Regions from separate parts of the Homo sapiens genome. Here region 1 is linked to region 2. A link is a loop called in an ENCODE intact Hi-C map of the cell type or tissue named here. Cell type or tissue: mammary epithelial cell. All regions are shown on one strand.

Region 1 (8,000 bases), 280 kb before region 2:
TTTCAGATAAACTATGAATAATGATTAGTGTAAGTATATCTCAATTTAACTGGATAGCTTGTATTTTTCTTTGCGAAATCTGATAACCCTAGATGTGCCAGGGACTGTGATGCTGGCATTTTGGGCATGAAGGGCAGAGCCCACTGTCAGGCACAGGCAGAGAAGGTCACAACTCCCTGATTCTACCCAGGAGAAATGGGCAGAGCCAAGGTGTTAATGGGCTGAGGAGGGAGGGCTCACTGCTGGGAGTGGGAGTGGGGAGGGGGCACCGCGATTGGGCAGGCCTGAGTCCCTGGGAAGAATGCCACAAGTCAGAGGCAAAAAAAAAAAGGTTTTGTTCACTCATTGAACAAACATTCTGCTCCTATTCAGTGTGAAGCTCTGTGCTGGGTATGGGGCACAGGGCTGGGAAGAAAACCAACTCCCTGACCTCGTGTGACATTGTGGGGGACAAAGGGACTAAAGACACACACACACATGCAAACTCATAGCTCAATGAGGTCAGGAGGTCATTTCAGACATGGTGATAACAGGCCAAAGGCCAGAGTTGGGGTGAGATCAAGGAAGCCCTCCCTGAGGAGGTGGCATCTCATTCCACCTGCAGTTACCAACCACCCACAGGTGCAGCCCCAGCCATACTGAGGCTCACAGGTGAGGCTGACATCACATGTGTAAAAAGATGAGTCCAGGTGATAATTTCAGAGAGGGACGAGACCTGGGAAGAATATAAAAGGAGAGGGTTTGGAGGCGACTTGAGCCCAAAGGGTTGGGCCTCCTCTCTGGGGAGATGTGGGCTGGGCATGTAGGGGACAGTAGAGAGGGGATGCCAGGCCAGTGGGGGCATCAGGAACTGGGAGACTCTCATGGTCCCAGCAGGTTTGGAGTTTGGGACACATTTCTCAGCCTGGCTGTGGCCATGGGGTTGTGAAATGGGTGTGTGAAGCAAATGGATTGTGAAATGGGTGACTGCAGAGACAGGCCTTTCTGGGACTCCAGACAGCGTGTGCCACCATCCGCCCTGCCCATGGGTTGAATCCGCGGCCGGGGGGATTTTCCAGAGGAAACGTCCTGTTTCAGCAGGTTAAGGGGCTTTGCTCCCAGCAGCGCCGCGCATCTGTGCTCTGCTGGACTTGTGTGCAGAGCCAGCTTCGTGGGAGTGTGACCCCCCTGCACTCTCCAGGGCCCCATGCTCTGAAGGGTCGGGGGTTTATTGTATTATTTTATTTATTTATTTTTTAGTTTAATTTTTTCTACTGTTGACATCGTGAAATTCCTAATAGTTAACAGTTTCTGAACACGGGGGCCTGCAAATCTGTAACCAGTCCTGCTCAGATGCCAGGCCCACACTGGCAGCCAGTTGGGACCCCATGGAAGTCAGTGTGGGTTTTGGCCACAGCTGAGGGTGGCTGGCAGTGTTCTGACTGTGCCCGCTGGCCGAGGGTGGCTGGCCACTGTGGAAAGTGCCTGACTGAGCCAACAAAAGTCCTGCTTGGGGAGCCGGTTGAGGGGACAAGGCAGAGGCCCTCCTCAGGGCCAGCCGTGCCCCTGTCTGCCTGCCACCCCCGGCCTGCCTGGACGGAGCTGCCTCTGCAGAATTAGTCTTGGGAAACCTTAGGCAGATTAATGACCTCCCCTCCCAACTTAGCACCTTTGGAAACACCGTCCAGCAGGGTCATTTTCTTCCTCAGGTTGGGGTTAATTGGGGCTGTCAACTTTCACAGGTTAGCAACTTTGGATTTCATTTTTTTTGTCTTGTTTTACTTTTAAACACTAGTAAGAGCCAATGTTTATTGGGCACTGCCCATGTGCCATGCCAGGCCCTGTTCTAACCACTTCACATTCTTCCACTTAGTCATTCCACAAATATGCATTGGGATCCTACGGAGAGCCAGAAATGAGCTCACTGGATCCCCACGACAACCCTCTGAGGTCCAAGCTGATATTATTCCCATTTGACAGATGGGGACACTGAGGCTCAGGGACCCAAGGATGAGGTGGAGCTGGGATGTGAATCAGGTACTTGGGCCCTAAAGCCCATGGGCTGGCCTCAGCAAATGATGCCTTCTGCACCCTGTCTCCCTCCTCACTGCCTTTGACTGGGTCCTCCCTGGCCGTCCCACTGGACTCGGTTGGCACTGTGCCCCTGGCCGTCCCACTGGACTCGGTTGGCACCGTCCCCCTGGCCGTCCCACTGGACTTGGTTGGCGCCGTCCCCCTGGCCGTCCCACTGGACTCGGTTGGCGCCGTCCCCCTCAGCTCCACGGAGGCCCCCGGGGATCCACCATTTGCCTCACCGCTGGTGGTGTCTGTTCATAAAACCTCATCTCCGACCATGAGGGGCAGCTGACTCTGCAGCGGAGTGAGGCTGGAGCGGCTGGGTTGGTGAGAGGCCACTCCAGCACCTGCTCTGGGTCTGGCGTGGGCAGCCTTGGCAGGCTGCTTCAGCTCACTGAACCTGCGTCCCCTCTGCCACTAAACAGGGAGGAGCGGGATTTCACAGTGAGGGAGAGGCAGTGTGGGGAGGCCTCAGCACAGGGCCCAGCGGCCCCTGGACTCGGTGTCTGTGAGTTCACCATCCCCTCCACTGCTCCAGGGGGCAGGCCAGTCTGGCATGCCTTGCTTGGGGTCTGGCCTGCAGTGGGTGCTTGGCAAACCTCTGTGGACTAAATGCAGGAGGGACACCTACCCACAAACACATCCAAATCCCATTTTTGGCTGCCTTCATGACTGGCTAACAAGTCTTCCCGCTCACTCACCCTCTCCACCTCCAAGTATCCTCTTGCAGCTGAGTATCCAGAAGCCAGTCACCTGGGCTAGCACCTACCAAGAAGAGCAAGGAGCGTTTGCATGGTATCAACCAGAACCAGAAGTCTCAGCCAGAAAGACGTGTTGTGCATGTGTGGTCTCCACTGTGAGCTTGTGGGTGTGCGTTGCATGTATATGCAGGACGTACATGTGCATATTCACGCTGTGGGGTATTTGTGTGTGTGTGGTGTGTGTCGTCTGTGTTGAGGGTTTGAGGGTGCACGTTGTATTGTACATATGTTTGGGGTACGCATGTGAGTATTTGTGCTATGAGGGTATGTGTGTGTTGTGCGTGCATCTGCATGTGTTCTCGCATTTTCTTGGTTGTGTTGTGTGTGTTTAGGCGCTGATACAGGAGCTTCGCTGCTGTACAAATATACAGGAGCTTTGCTGCTGGACAAATGTCAGATGGTTGAGTTCTCCAACAGCAATCCAAAGATGCTCGGCTAAATTGGCCACAGATGACACCCCCACCTCCATCCCGGGGTGCCATCCCATTCTCTTCTGTCCAATTTTTCAATTCCAGCAGGGAACTGAATTCTTCCCGAGAAGAGAGGGCTTTGGAAGCCAGGCAGGGAGACAAGGGTGGGCAGAAGGAGAGGACAGAAGGGAACATTAGAGCCAATTTTGTCTTCTGACAGATGGGTAAACTGAGGCCCAGAGAGGGCCATGACTTGGAGAAGATTCAAGGTGCCAGTGAAAGGCAGAGCTGAGCTAGGATCCATTCAGTGCCTGACAGCAGCCCAGGCCCTGCAGGGTCTTTGGTTACCTTAAATAGCTTAATACACAGACTTTTCTACCACAGGTTGAGCTTGAGAGGGGAATGGAAGATTCCAGATGTTTAACTCATGTCTGAAACACTTTCAGAAAGAACTATGAGTCACTCAAGCTGATTTCACGGACCAGAAATACCCAACCAAAAGTGTTCTGCGTCTCTCTTGTCATGAATGACACATTGTACTGTTATTAGGAGTAATTAATAATATAAAACTGTGCTTCTCAATGACACCAGAGCGATTTAGGGGAGGCTGGCCCTTGGTGTTCTGCTGCTGGGTTTGAGGGGAAGCAGGTAGAGTGGTCTGGGTGTGACAGCAAAGGCCATGCTGATCACAGAGGACTCGGACATGACCGTGTCTGCCAGGCTCTGTGCAGTGCTAATGCCAGGCACCACACCTGGCACAGAGACAATTCCACACCTCGTGCCAGGTGCTGCAACAAGCCGTGGGGCTGCACAGTGACTAGCGCAGGCCAGCTCTGCCTCCACGGTATCCCCTCTGATGGGCTTACCCACTCATCTGCCCATTTCCCCCAAACCTGAATTCTGCATGCTGAAAACCGTGGGGTCAGGCAAGTACATGTTACCACTTCTGTGTGACCTTGCTGAAGAAAGTGAATGAACTACTCCGGACCTTAGTTTCTTCATCTTAAAAGTGGAGATCTGACAGGTATCCATCCACTCATAGGGCCAGTGGAAGATTACATGGGTAACTCATGCAGGGCACTCAGCACAGGGCCTGGCTTGGAGCAAGCTCTTGAAAAAGCTAATTACAGTAGTCCCCCGCCACCCACCCCATGCATGGCTTCCCTTTCCAAGGTTTCAGTTACCCATGGTCAGCCGAGGTCCAAAAATAGTGGGTACAGTACAGTAAGATATTTTGAGAGTGAGAGAGAGAGAGGGGGAGGGACCACATCCACACAATTTTTATTACACTATATTGTTATAATTGTTCTATTTTATTGTTAACTGTTGTTGTCAATCTGTTACTAGGCCTAATTTATAAATTAAACCTTATTGTAGTATCCATGTGTATGAAAAAATAGAGTATATAGGGTTCGGTGCTGTGTGAGGTTTCAGGCATCCACTGGGAGTCTCAGAACGTACCCCCATGGATAGGAGGGAAGACTGATTAACACTGCGCATTGTGCATCCCAGGGGCTCCCCGTCCCGGACAAAATACAAACAGACCCTACTAAATCCCTCTTCTTCCCTTTGGATAACTTATCTCAAATTATAAATTATAATTTTGTGTGTGTGAATTTGTGAGTGGCTTCATTCAGTGTCTCTCCCCAGCTAGACTGTGTCCTGTGTCTCCCCAGTGTCTGGTCTAGGGACAAATGCTGAGACGTCTGCAAGGCCATCTAGAACGCCAGGAAGGCACTGTGGGAACCCAGAGGAACAGGGCACGACGGTGCCCAACAGTCCCAGGAAAACACTCTGTGCCCTTCACCTACATCTCCATGCCAGGGTTGGAGACAGGGTCCTGTCCCATCTGCACATGGAGCCCTCCGGACGGGTGAATCTGTCGTCAGTTTGGGGCTTGGGAATCGGTGTCCAAGAGCTGGCTTCAAAGGCAATGAAACTGGCATTGCATCTTTGAAGGCAGCACAGGCTACATCTGTCTTATTCTCCGTGTCCACAGCCCCTAGCAGTGACTGGCATGTGGTCACGCCCAATAAATATTTGCTGAATGAATGAACGCAAAACAATTTGCAATGTGGACTAGTCCCTTAAAGTATGTGTATCTGCAACCGGTAAGTCTACCACATATCTTAAGGAAATAATCAGAGAAGTGAACAGTTTTAAGGAGAAGAACGTTGATCCTATCTTCATTCGTAAAAGCAAAAGTGCAATGAAATTAAAAACAAATAGAAGATGCGTAAATAAAAGGCAGTGATCATAAAACTGTTCAAAACCTTGTTTTCAAAAATTATCTGATGATATAAAGTCCCATATAAACTAAATTTAAAAATAGGCTGCAGAACCGATCTCAACTTTTTACAAAAATATTATTAGAAAAAGGATTAAAATGATATTTGCCAAAATATTAACAGTGGTCAGCTTTGTGCAATGGATTAAATGCAATATATTTCTCATATTGTTTGCTCTATTTTCTACCATGAGCATTCATTTAGAAAAATTTTTAAAAATTTTTACTTAATAGTGCCTCTGAAGCACCTCTCAAGTCCTACCTCCTGCGGCTCCTTTAACAGCGGCCAAGACACCGAAGAGGCGGGGGTGCCAGACAGGCTGACGTCATGGGCAGCCCGAAATGACACAGCTAACCGGCCAATCCCAAGTTTGGATTCCGGGAGAAGCACGATCTATTGGATACAAGTGCTGGTGGCCTCGGCCAATGGTGGGAGAGGGGCCGGAGCCCGGCGGCTGCGTGGGTTTTAAATCCACGTGGTGGCTGCGGGGCGGGGCGCGGGGCCTCGGTGTTTAAAGGCTTTGGGTCCGCCGGGGCTGCAGCGGCGGCGGCTCCGAAGCGCTTGTTCTTTTTTGTGAAAGGCGATTCCTCCACCACCTCTTAGGATCTTGGGCAAGTCACTCAGCCTCGCTGAGCCTGTTTGCATCAGTAGGGTTTTGTGAGGCTCCAGCCCTTCAACAGAACATTTGCTGAGCATCTACTGTGTGCCCAGCAGGGCCTTCTTAGATCAGGTATAAGGCAGGAGGGAAGCGTCGGGAGTCCCAGGCCTGCTGCCTCTGTAACCATGGGCAGGTGGTTCAACATTACCTCCCCTTCTTCCCCACTGCTCTGCCCCATCCTGGCTTTTATTGTATCTCCTCTAAAAGGGTGTGAGCTCCACGGGGAGGTACCCATGTGCTTTGAGGAAGGTCTGCCCCAGTTTATATTCAATAGGTACTTTTTGAATAATTATTGCAAAGACTAGTTCTCAGCACAGAGCTTAACACATAGGAGGTGTTTGATAAATGGCAATTGTTCATGCAATAAAGAACAATAGCAGGCCAGGTGCGCGGTGGCTCACACCTGTAATCTTAGCACTTTGGGAGTCTGAGGCAGGATTATTGCTTGAGCCCAGGAGTTTGAGACCCCTGGGCAATGGTAGTGGGACCTCATCTCTTAAAAAAAAAAAAGAAAAAAAGAAAAAAAGAAAAGAAAAAGAAAGACAGAAATATATTAGCCAGGTGTCTTGGTGCATGCCAGTAGTCCCAGTTAATTGGGAGGCTGAGGCAGGAGGATGGCTTGAGCCCAGGAGTTTGACGCTGCAGTGAGCTATGATTGTGCCACTGCACTCCAGCCCGGGCAACAGAACAAGACCCTGTCTCCAACAGCAACAACAGCAAAGAAGAACAGATAGCACTGATGGAATGCCTATTACGTGTAAAGTGGTGTTCTGGGCATTTCACGTGTATTACATGCAATTTAACATTAACAAAATTACAAGTCTTATATAACAATATTCACAAAAAAAAACCAGATTAGTCACCATTATTATTCCTATTTTGCTGATGTGGAAACCAAGGCAGAGAGAGGCGAGGTAACTTTTCTAAGGTCGCGTGGCTAGGAGGTGGTGGGGCTTGATTCAAATCCAGGTCTGTCTACTCCTGGGGCCCTTGTTCTTAACCCCTGCGCTATCCCAATACTTGTCTAGTACTCAGCCTTTTTTTTCCAAGAACGTTCTAAGTTAGGCCTGTGCTAGTGGGAAGTGGGAGAGGAGGGGATAGGAATCAGGTGGGTGAGGCAGAGCCAGGTGAGCTGGGGTCCTGCCCCCTATGGCATGGCCCAGCCCTATGGGGTGGCATTGGGCAGGAAGAGGGGCAGTGAGACAGACAGCCACTGGGGCCACGTGTCCTGTAAACAGGCTACCTGCTTGCCAGGCCCTGTGCTGGGCTGGTGGGGGGCAGTGCGGGGCAGTGCTGGGCATGACACACCCTCCCTGCCCTCATGGGGCTGTCAGTCTAAACCAGCTACCACTAATGGTGACCTGAGTGCAGCCTGCAGGAGGGGTTTTGGTTTTGCCTGCATGGTATTTAAACACTTTTTAAACATGAATTGCCTCGGTCCCCACCCCTCCCTAGTGTCACAGATGTCAGCTTTACTCATGTGTCCCACCAGCTCCTGAATGCCCTGAGCAGCTTTGTTCCCTGGTCTCCCCATGCCAGCAGCCCGCGGGGGGGGGGTGGGGGGGGGGCTCTGTGGCTGGCACACAGTGACTGCCCTGGCTTTCTTTGCTTTGCCTCCTGTCTGTGTTTGAAATCCCGAAATCACCGCCTTGAGCTCTGAAGCCCAGCGGCTCCGAGGCTGCAAGCCTCTCCGCTGGCCCCAGATGTGCAGCATGCAGCTTGAATCTCTGAGGACTCTGGTGGTGGATGCCAACTCCAAGTAAGTCAGACTTGGTTTCAAGTCCCAGCATCACTGCTAACCAGATGAGTGACGCAGGGCAAGCTAATA
Region 2 (8,000 bases):
AGGACAAAATCACATATAGGTAAAAACCAAATTCGCATCACGCTCAAATTACCACTAACATGTCAATCACACTAGAACAAATTTGTATTTTCAAGACAAGCCTCAGAGCAGAACTGGCTGTACCTAGTGCAGGGTGAGGCTGCAAGTGAAACACGGGCGCGCTTCTTTTTCTGATCCCAAAGTGTTCTTTACATAGAATGTTTCTGCAGGCATTTTCTTCTTTCTCTTCCTCTTAGCCTGGCTCCAGGCTGGCAGTAGATAGCATCAGCTACCTGCAACAGATGGGGTTGATGGGGTGGCGCGGGCAATGGCGCAGGAAAAATTCTGAGACTACGCCTGAACCAGCAGAAGGAAGCCATGATGGGTCATGGTGTCTTGGAGACACAGATGAGAGAGTTTTGTACTCTACTCCAGATCTGCAACTTGCCAACTGCGTGGGCTTGGACAGGAGACTCAGCTTCCTTGAAGCTTGGTTTCCTCGTCTGTAAAATGGGAATAAATGTAGTACAACCCTCACCAGGTGAGTCTAAGGGTTAAATGAGATCAGGCATGTAGTAAGTGTTCAACAAACTCTGATGACCTTGCTCCTCCTCCTCCCCTTCCTCTACTCCCTCTTCCAAATCTCCTTCTACTGCTTCTTCATAGTCATCTTTGTCATCATCACCATCATCATCATCACCATCGTCATCCTACCACCAAAGAAAAAAAGTCACAACCCCCCAGTTCCTGAGACATGGACGATGGAGCCAATTTTCTAGGAGCATCAAAATCTTAATGAATCCTCTGGGTCTGAGGTACATCATTTGTCCTTGCACCCTAGACTTCACTTACTGCAGGAAGCAAGCTCTTCCTTGAGAAAAGCAGCAGGAGCAAAGCGCTCCTTGGCTTGGTCTCCCCAAATGGCAGTTTTCCTATTGGGTCCTGTGCTGTGACTTTTCTTCCCTGGAGCTCTGCATTTGTGCGCATTCCTTACGTGCCCTGAATGATCTCAGCACCAATTGCCCACACGTCTGAAACCAGGAGGCCAGCTCCAGGAAGGCGGGACATGTCTGGGAGGTGGTTTCAGGCATTCAAAGTGCTGTCCACAGACTACAAGCATGGGCATCGCCTGGGAGCTTGTTAGGAATGCAAAATCTCAGGCCCGGCCAGGAACCATAACCTGCATTTTAATAGGATGCCCAGGTGACCCGATGCACATTACAGTTCGAGAAGCACTGGTCTTAAGGGACACAAGAGCCACAGCCCACTGGGCTCTGGGAGAAATGGCTATCCCTTGATATATTGAATGCCTGTTTCTTTTGGTATGTCCTGGGGATTACGTGCACATGTCTAAACTCACATGGGATGGTGTTAGAATCCTGACTCCAGCTGATATTCTGTGTGGCTTCAGGCAATTGGCTTCACCTTTCTGAGCCTCTGTTTCTTTTTCTGTGGTCTGAAATCATAATAATAATAGTTATTAATGTTTGACACAAAACATTAATGCATCCAGCACAGTTCTTAGCATGCAGTAAAACTCACAGAAAATGATATGACCACCATTGTTATTTGGGGTGAACACTGCAAGGTCCTCCACCAATATCCACTTTCTTTTTCTTCTTCACTAACAGAATCTCAATTTTATTCAAGCAGTAAATTGCGTTTCACAATAGGCACCTTAGTAGATGTGCCTGTTCAACAACGTTCGCCTTCCCAGACCTCCTGGAAACCAGAAATGACCATGTGACCATGGTCACAATCCTTTGGCAGCTTTCTCTCCTCAATAGAAAAAAAAAAAAAAGATTTTAGAATGTCCTTTCTTTCCTTTCCTCCCTTCTTTCTTCTTGGACTCTGGATGTGATGTCTGGAGACAAAGCAGCCATTTTGTTCTGGTGGGGATGAAAAGCACAGTGGAAGGATGGGTAAGAGGAGAGAAAGAAGGTGGCTGGGTTTCAGTAGCACTGTGGAGCCACTATTTGGATTGCCTGTGTCTGGGCTTCATGGTATGAAGCAGGTGGGAGGATTAAAGATCAATTTCTCTGACATACAGCCCAACATAGTCCTAACTAGTAATGCCGTCATCATAACGCTGTCATCATTATGATAGCTGTTGTTCCTGACCATCTCTGGCACATACTAAGGACTCATCCTGGGTCCTTGGTAAGCATTTGCTAATTTCCGTTGAACAGTTTGAAGGAAACTTAACCTGGGAAACAGAATTGACTATCAAGCTCCTTTAAAAAATGAGAATAAAAAGAAAACATAATCCAACTATCCACCAATAAAACCTACTAAATGCATTTTGACATGCAGCTTTTCATGTTTCTTTTTACAAACACATTTAAATATACACCTACTTGTAATGATAACGTGCACTGTGTATGGTTTTATAACCTGTTAATTTTCATGTATCTGTATATTACCATATTTTTCATGCCATTAAATTTTGCTTCTACAATAAAAATAACAAATCAGGTAATGAGATGAGCCTGATCCTTCACTTGCTTCAGTTTTGCCTTCCAAGAACTGTGTCTTTGCAACACTTATTTGAGCAGACATCACCCCCACAAATGCCTGAATGAACATTTCCTGTTGAAAAACTGCATCGGGAAAGACGTCAGAGCTGCTGGCTCACGTTTTCTGGAGAGCTTCTTACAATGCCCAGAGGAAACATGGGATAGTCACTCCTTTAACGGCTACTCATTATGTTCCTCCAAATACTGCTATGAAAAATTCACACCCATTTTCACAATGAATGCACATTTTTTTACAATGATGAAAATGATGTAAGACTTTAATTCTGAAGTTCTACTCCAGGACTTCAAATGCTTCTTGTCCTGCTTTGGTCCAAGGTCCTGCGTGTGTGGGAAGCCCTGTCTTCGGAAGGCAAGTGAATCAGAAATTACTTCTGAAACTGACTCCAATACTGATAATGTGCTGATAACAGAACGAATAGCATCCTTAGTATTTCTCACTTAATAAAATAAGACAAGAAATGATTTGGAAAAGCACCTGCGCCAAGTCACAGGGGCCAGGCTGCCTGAGGGACTCCCACCCCACCCTACCCCCACTGCACCCACCAGGGCAGCCTGTCCTTGTTCCCCAGCTAATTGTTCCTATGTCAGAAGGTGGATTCAGTGCTGCTGGATTTTTTAAGAGTGATTAGAAATATACATTTTTATTTGAAATCTTCCCATTTTTAAAGGTCAGCCACTTCTTAAAACCACAAAACCACTATTAAGAGCCACAAAATAAAACCAGTCCACAGGCAGAGGCGGGCCAGTGCTTGGAGTTAGCATGCCCTCCTTGCCAGCCTGTCTTGTTAGGGAGAGGACGGAGTTTCAGAAGAGACGTTGCCAGAGGGCCATCGCATTATGGTAATAGCCTTTTTGCTTAACTTCGGTTTGTCCACACCCAGTGCTTCAGGCACAAATGAGACAAATTAAAGGCATTCAGCTGGGAGCCAGCACACATTTTTTTAGTTAAGGAGCTGAGCGAGTCATTAACCGCCTAGGGCTGGTGGAAGGCGGGGGAGGCCCCAGCAAACCCAGGAGGTGCCCAGGACCCATGACCTCATTCTGTCCCAGCCCAAGTCTTCACTGCTTCATGAGGAGTTGTGACAGCGTGGCCTTCTCCAGCCCCACATGGCAACAGCAAGGCCAGGGAGGTGGGGAGCTCGCTGTTTCTGTTCCCCACAATCCAAGCCTCCAGACCCAGGTCTGGGATGACAGAGAAAATCCCAAAGAGTAGGCTTGCCGCACTTCACTGGCGTGGAGCACTGTGACTAATGCCCACACTTAGCCTGGTGCTCACTAAGCCCTGGCTGATACCACTGGGCGCTCACACTGTTGGGTGCCAAGGCCTTCCTGAGTCATCTTGCCTTCCCTCTAATTGAACAGCCTTCAACCTATATAGGATGATCAGCTCTTCTCGGTTCACAGGGGACTTTCCTGGTTTTGGTACTGAAAAGTCCCACATCCCCAGGAGCCCTTCATTCTGGGCAAACCAGGACACTTGGTCACTCTGAGTCTATGCAAAGCCCAGGGAGTTGATTTTGAATCCAAAATTGAGAAGTCCCATCCGACTGCAGAAGGGCATAATTTTAAAAAATCAGAACGTGGGCATTCCAGCTAGGTGGGCTGGAGTAAAGAATACTCGACTGGACTTTGCTTCCAAGGGTAGAAGGGCAGTACTGACCACAGCAGGATAGTCCTAGAAGCAGCTGGCCACCCTCCACAACCTTGCTACTCAAAGTGTGGTCCCCAGGTCAGCAGTATCAGCACCATCTGTGAACCTTTTAGAAATGCAGACTCTCAGGCCCCAGCCTGGACCAACTAGATCAGAATCTGCATTTTGAGAAGATGCTTGGGTGCCACATAGCACACAGGTTGGAGAGGTACTGTCTGTGGGTGCTGCGTTCTTACAGCTTAACTTGGTGAAAGGAGAGAATGGGGCTCCAGAGAGGTGTCGGGAACCTGAGCAGGTGCAAGAAGTCTCATTTCACCTCCCTGGGTTCCTGGAGGCTAAAGCTGTTCAGCTCCCAGAAAGGCAAGGAGGTCTGTCTACCAGGATAGAAGGACACAAATGAGTGACAACAGTTCCAGGCTACATGTCCCCTGACTATAGACCTTAGAGGACAAGGGACTTTGTGCATTTTTTTTATTACCCCCTCTGCCTAGATTTTCCAGGACCTTCCAGATAAAATGTACTAAATTCTGTATTAGATTGGAATGCTTTGGGCTGCAGGTATCAGAAACCCAACTAACAGTGGCTTAAACAAATAGAAGTTTATTGTTCTCACACAACGAGCAGGGAGGGGTGGGTGCTGTGTGGCTGGGGCATGGCTTGGCCATGCCGGCAGGGACAGAGGCTCTCCCTGCCTTCCCCTCTAGAATTCTAAGCACTTCCACTTTCTGTCCTCAGGTTGGTGGCCTTATGGCCTCAGGATGACCTGCTGCAGCTTGAAGCATCATGTTGATGCTTTCAAGACAAGAAAGGAAAAGGGGAAAGCCAATGAACATGACCTTCTTTTTCAGGAGAGCAAAATATTTCTTATAAATTGACCACCTACTTCAGCTCAAGCCTTGTTTGTGGTGCCGCAATGCCATCCGGACCGAAGAGAGTCTGGGAAATAAGTCACTGACAAGAGGGACAAGCAGCTGTGAGGAGCTCAGATCAATCCTGATCCATTGCCTAGAGCCAAAGAGAGCCAAGAGGGAGCCAGCCACGGCCCGGAGACGCCTCCTGTAGGTCTTCTGGTCTTTGCATAATGGCCCTGATCATGTTGGCTGTTCATTTACATTTCTGACCCCTTCTAGGTGATGGAACACTTAAAGGCAGTGAACATGTCTTAGTTGTCTCAATACGTCCCTGGTGCTAACATACCAGGCACAGAGTATGCTCAGTGGATATTTACAGAATGAATGAATGAGGATGCCCTCAGTGCCCATTAGCCAGAGCCACTCATCCCCAAATGTCTCGAGATGGTGGCATCGGCTTTATCTCACAATTGGCTTTATCTCCATAATAACTTATCTTTTCAAACTGGAACCAGGCTTCAGATAACTGGGGCAAAGTCATAGAGAATCATCTAGCTTGAGTCTGAAGTTTCAGTTCCATGGAGCCTGGCTTAGGAGTGCGATCAGAGGTGGTCAGCAGCTGCCAGACTCACCCACTCCCATGAGGCCGACTACATAAAAAGAAGGAACAAAATAAAAGCCAGCCTCTGGAGTCAGGTGAAGCCATTTGTTCTTAAGGGGAGTCACAGGCAAGGCTGCACTGTGTGCCTTAGAATGTCGCAGCTAATCATGGTCCATGAAACATGATGGGATGGAGCAAGTCAGACGATTCCGCCTGATATGTGCCATATGACAGCCGTTAAGTCGCTCGGTCTACTGGAAATAACATTTCATGGTGATCCAGGTAGGGGAATGCAGCCAAGAGCAGAGAGACTCCTCCCGTCTCGCTGGAGAACAGGAGGGGGTTGTTAGGGTGACGTCTGTCATTTTATGAGCCAAGTCAAGGCATATAAAAGCCAGGGAGGGCACAGGGTCTCCCCAGGAACTAATTTGGATGGGAAAAATAAAGATTTTATGTGCTGGCTCAGGCACTGGACTGAAAATCTCAAGAATCTAATCAGCGCCAGGTGGAGGGTGAAGCAGCTCAGTGGCTGGCGAGGACCCTGCGTGGGGCAGGCAGGACGTGGGGGCCACATGTCTCCGTGCTGGAGATGCATCAGGCTGAGTCATAACAGGCTTGGGCTTCAGCGACCCACATCTTTGGGCAAGTCGCTTCCCCTCTCAGCTCCCTCTGTTTCCACATGTGAAAAATGCTTGTGAGGATGAAAGGCAAGAAGGTGGAGGCCAAGAGCTCAGCACGGTGCCCGGCACAGAGCGGTTGCCAATAAACAAATCATAATCATAGCCATTAATGGGGCCAAGTCCCAGCTAGGGTGCCCTGAGGCCTCCCCCTCCCTCTGTGGCCAGGTGGTACGGTTGCCAGATTGAGCAAACAAAAATACAGGACACTCAGTTAAAATCGAATTTCAGATAGACAATGAATCATCTTTTTTTAGTATCCATATGCCCCTAAATATTTCATGGGACATACTGATACTAAAAAGTTATTTATTTTTTATTTGAAATTCAAATTTAGCCAGGCATCCTGTGTTTTTTCTGGCAACCCTACAGGGTGAGCTTAGGTGCAGCCATAGATGAAAGAAGGGATTTCAATGTCAGTGATGGCTGAGTCGAGTGGTCAAATTAACTAAAGGAACCTATGTTCTGTGCACTCAAATTAAAATTTCTGATCTATGAACTCCAACTCTCAAAGCTTAAACGGGGGGGAAAAAAGCCTCCTTTAGTCGATAAGCAAACTAATGAAATGACAGAAGACTGGACAAGAGTGTCCCGTTCCCCAGCTTCAGCAGCAGTTTCCTGAAGGCCCCCACGCCCTCTCATCCCATTTTGCAAAAGAGGAGATCGAGGCTCCAGCAGGTGAAGAGAGTTGCTGGGCTAGCATGTGGCTGCAGTCCAGGTCTGTCTGACACATGAGCCAATAACCGTCACCAGGAGACCCCACTGCCTCTCACTGCTTAAAAAGGTCCCCCCTGGCAGGCCACAGACCACCCCCAACTTTTGTGGAGGGGAGAAAATACTACTGAACATCAGGTGAGAGCAAGTTTCCCAACCTCTTTGTGCCTCACCTTTTCCCTCTGCAGAATAGGAATAATTATTCTACCATCTCGATAGCATTTTTGGATGACTTGGTAATTTAATGTACATTAAGGACCCAGATGCTAATTGTGAGTAGACAAATGCCATTTATTAGACTTATCGTAATGAAGACAGTAAGGTTTCATTGTTAAAATATCAGCCGTGAAACACATCAGAACGAGTTCAGCCCTGGATTCACCTCTTTACCAATCTTGGGATGTTTCTAAACCTCTCTGAGCCTCCATTTGTTCATCCATAAAATGGGAACCTCATGGAGCCTCCCTCTCGCAATTGTCCGGCGTGGAATGGAGTAGCACAGGTGAGCACTCAAGTGCAGGCTATTTGTATTTCAACAGGCAGAGAGGATTGGGGTGAGAGCCAGTGGCCTCTCTCGGGGCCCCTGAATCCTGGCCACACAGAGTGGGCCTCTCCTCCGCAACCCCCCTCCACCCGACCAACAATGGAGCTGTCACAAGCCCACATCTGCTGCTGGGTAGAGATTTTTCTCTCAGGATTCCTGGAGGGGCCCTTCCAAGGGCCACAGCCCTTCTTGTTTATATGCCGAGAACAATGAAGACCTAGAAGCCAAGTTTGCAACTGGGTCTGGAGGAAAATGGTTGTCTCTCCAATAAATCCACGTGCATCATTGTTAATGACCCTGGACCACACAGCCCACCCACAGGGCCTGCCCATTAGAGGTCAGACAATGGCTAATGAGATTGCCATCCCTGATTAAGCCAGGAGGCAATGCTTCTTTAATTCTACACACAGCCAGGAGGCAGGGCCTCAGCCTCTCTCTTACTGGGA

The links. Hi-C counts contacts between places; a loop is a spot of excess contacts. Peaks named below come from ENCODE experiments on the same cell type or tissue, not always from the same donor. Only the 100,000 strongest peaks of a DNase experiment are listed, where the experiment ranks them.
Region 1: a loop joins it to region 2, with 10 times the contacts of the local background. A loop is called at or near these places in 4 of 110 quality-filtered maps.

What each region holds. Positions count from the first base shown.
Region 1 is chr20:57,712,727-57,720,726 of GRCh38, forward strand. NKILA (NF-kappaB interacting lncRNA) reads left to right here. Exons shown (of 1, transcript NR_131157.1): 1 at 1-54. It overlaps LOC105372692 (a long non-coding RNA gene), which reads left to right and starts at 5,948. Exons shown (of 6, transcript XR_007067675.1): 1 at 5,948-7,931. RefSeq lists an enhancer at 2,334-2,862. In mammary epithelial cell, no CTCF peak of the experiment used is centred here; DNase peaks (open chromatin) are centred at 1,855, 3,695, 5,275 and 5,895; H3K4me3 peaks cover 399 bases; H3K27ac peaks cover 1,179 bases.
Region 2 is chr20:57,987,964-57,995,963 of GRCh38, forward strand. It overlaps LOC105372693 (a long non-coding RNA gene), which reads right to left. Exons shown (of 6, transcript XR_007067678.1): 3 at 1,340-1,435; 4 at 124-272. Among named protein-coding and RNA genes, the nearest start is that of LINC01742, 12 kb to the right of the region's middle. In mammary epithelial cell, no CTCF peak of the experiment used is centred here; DNase peaks (open chromatin) are centred at 1,058, 2,688, 3,488 and 3,818; H3K27ac peaks cover 2,334 bases.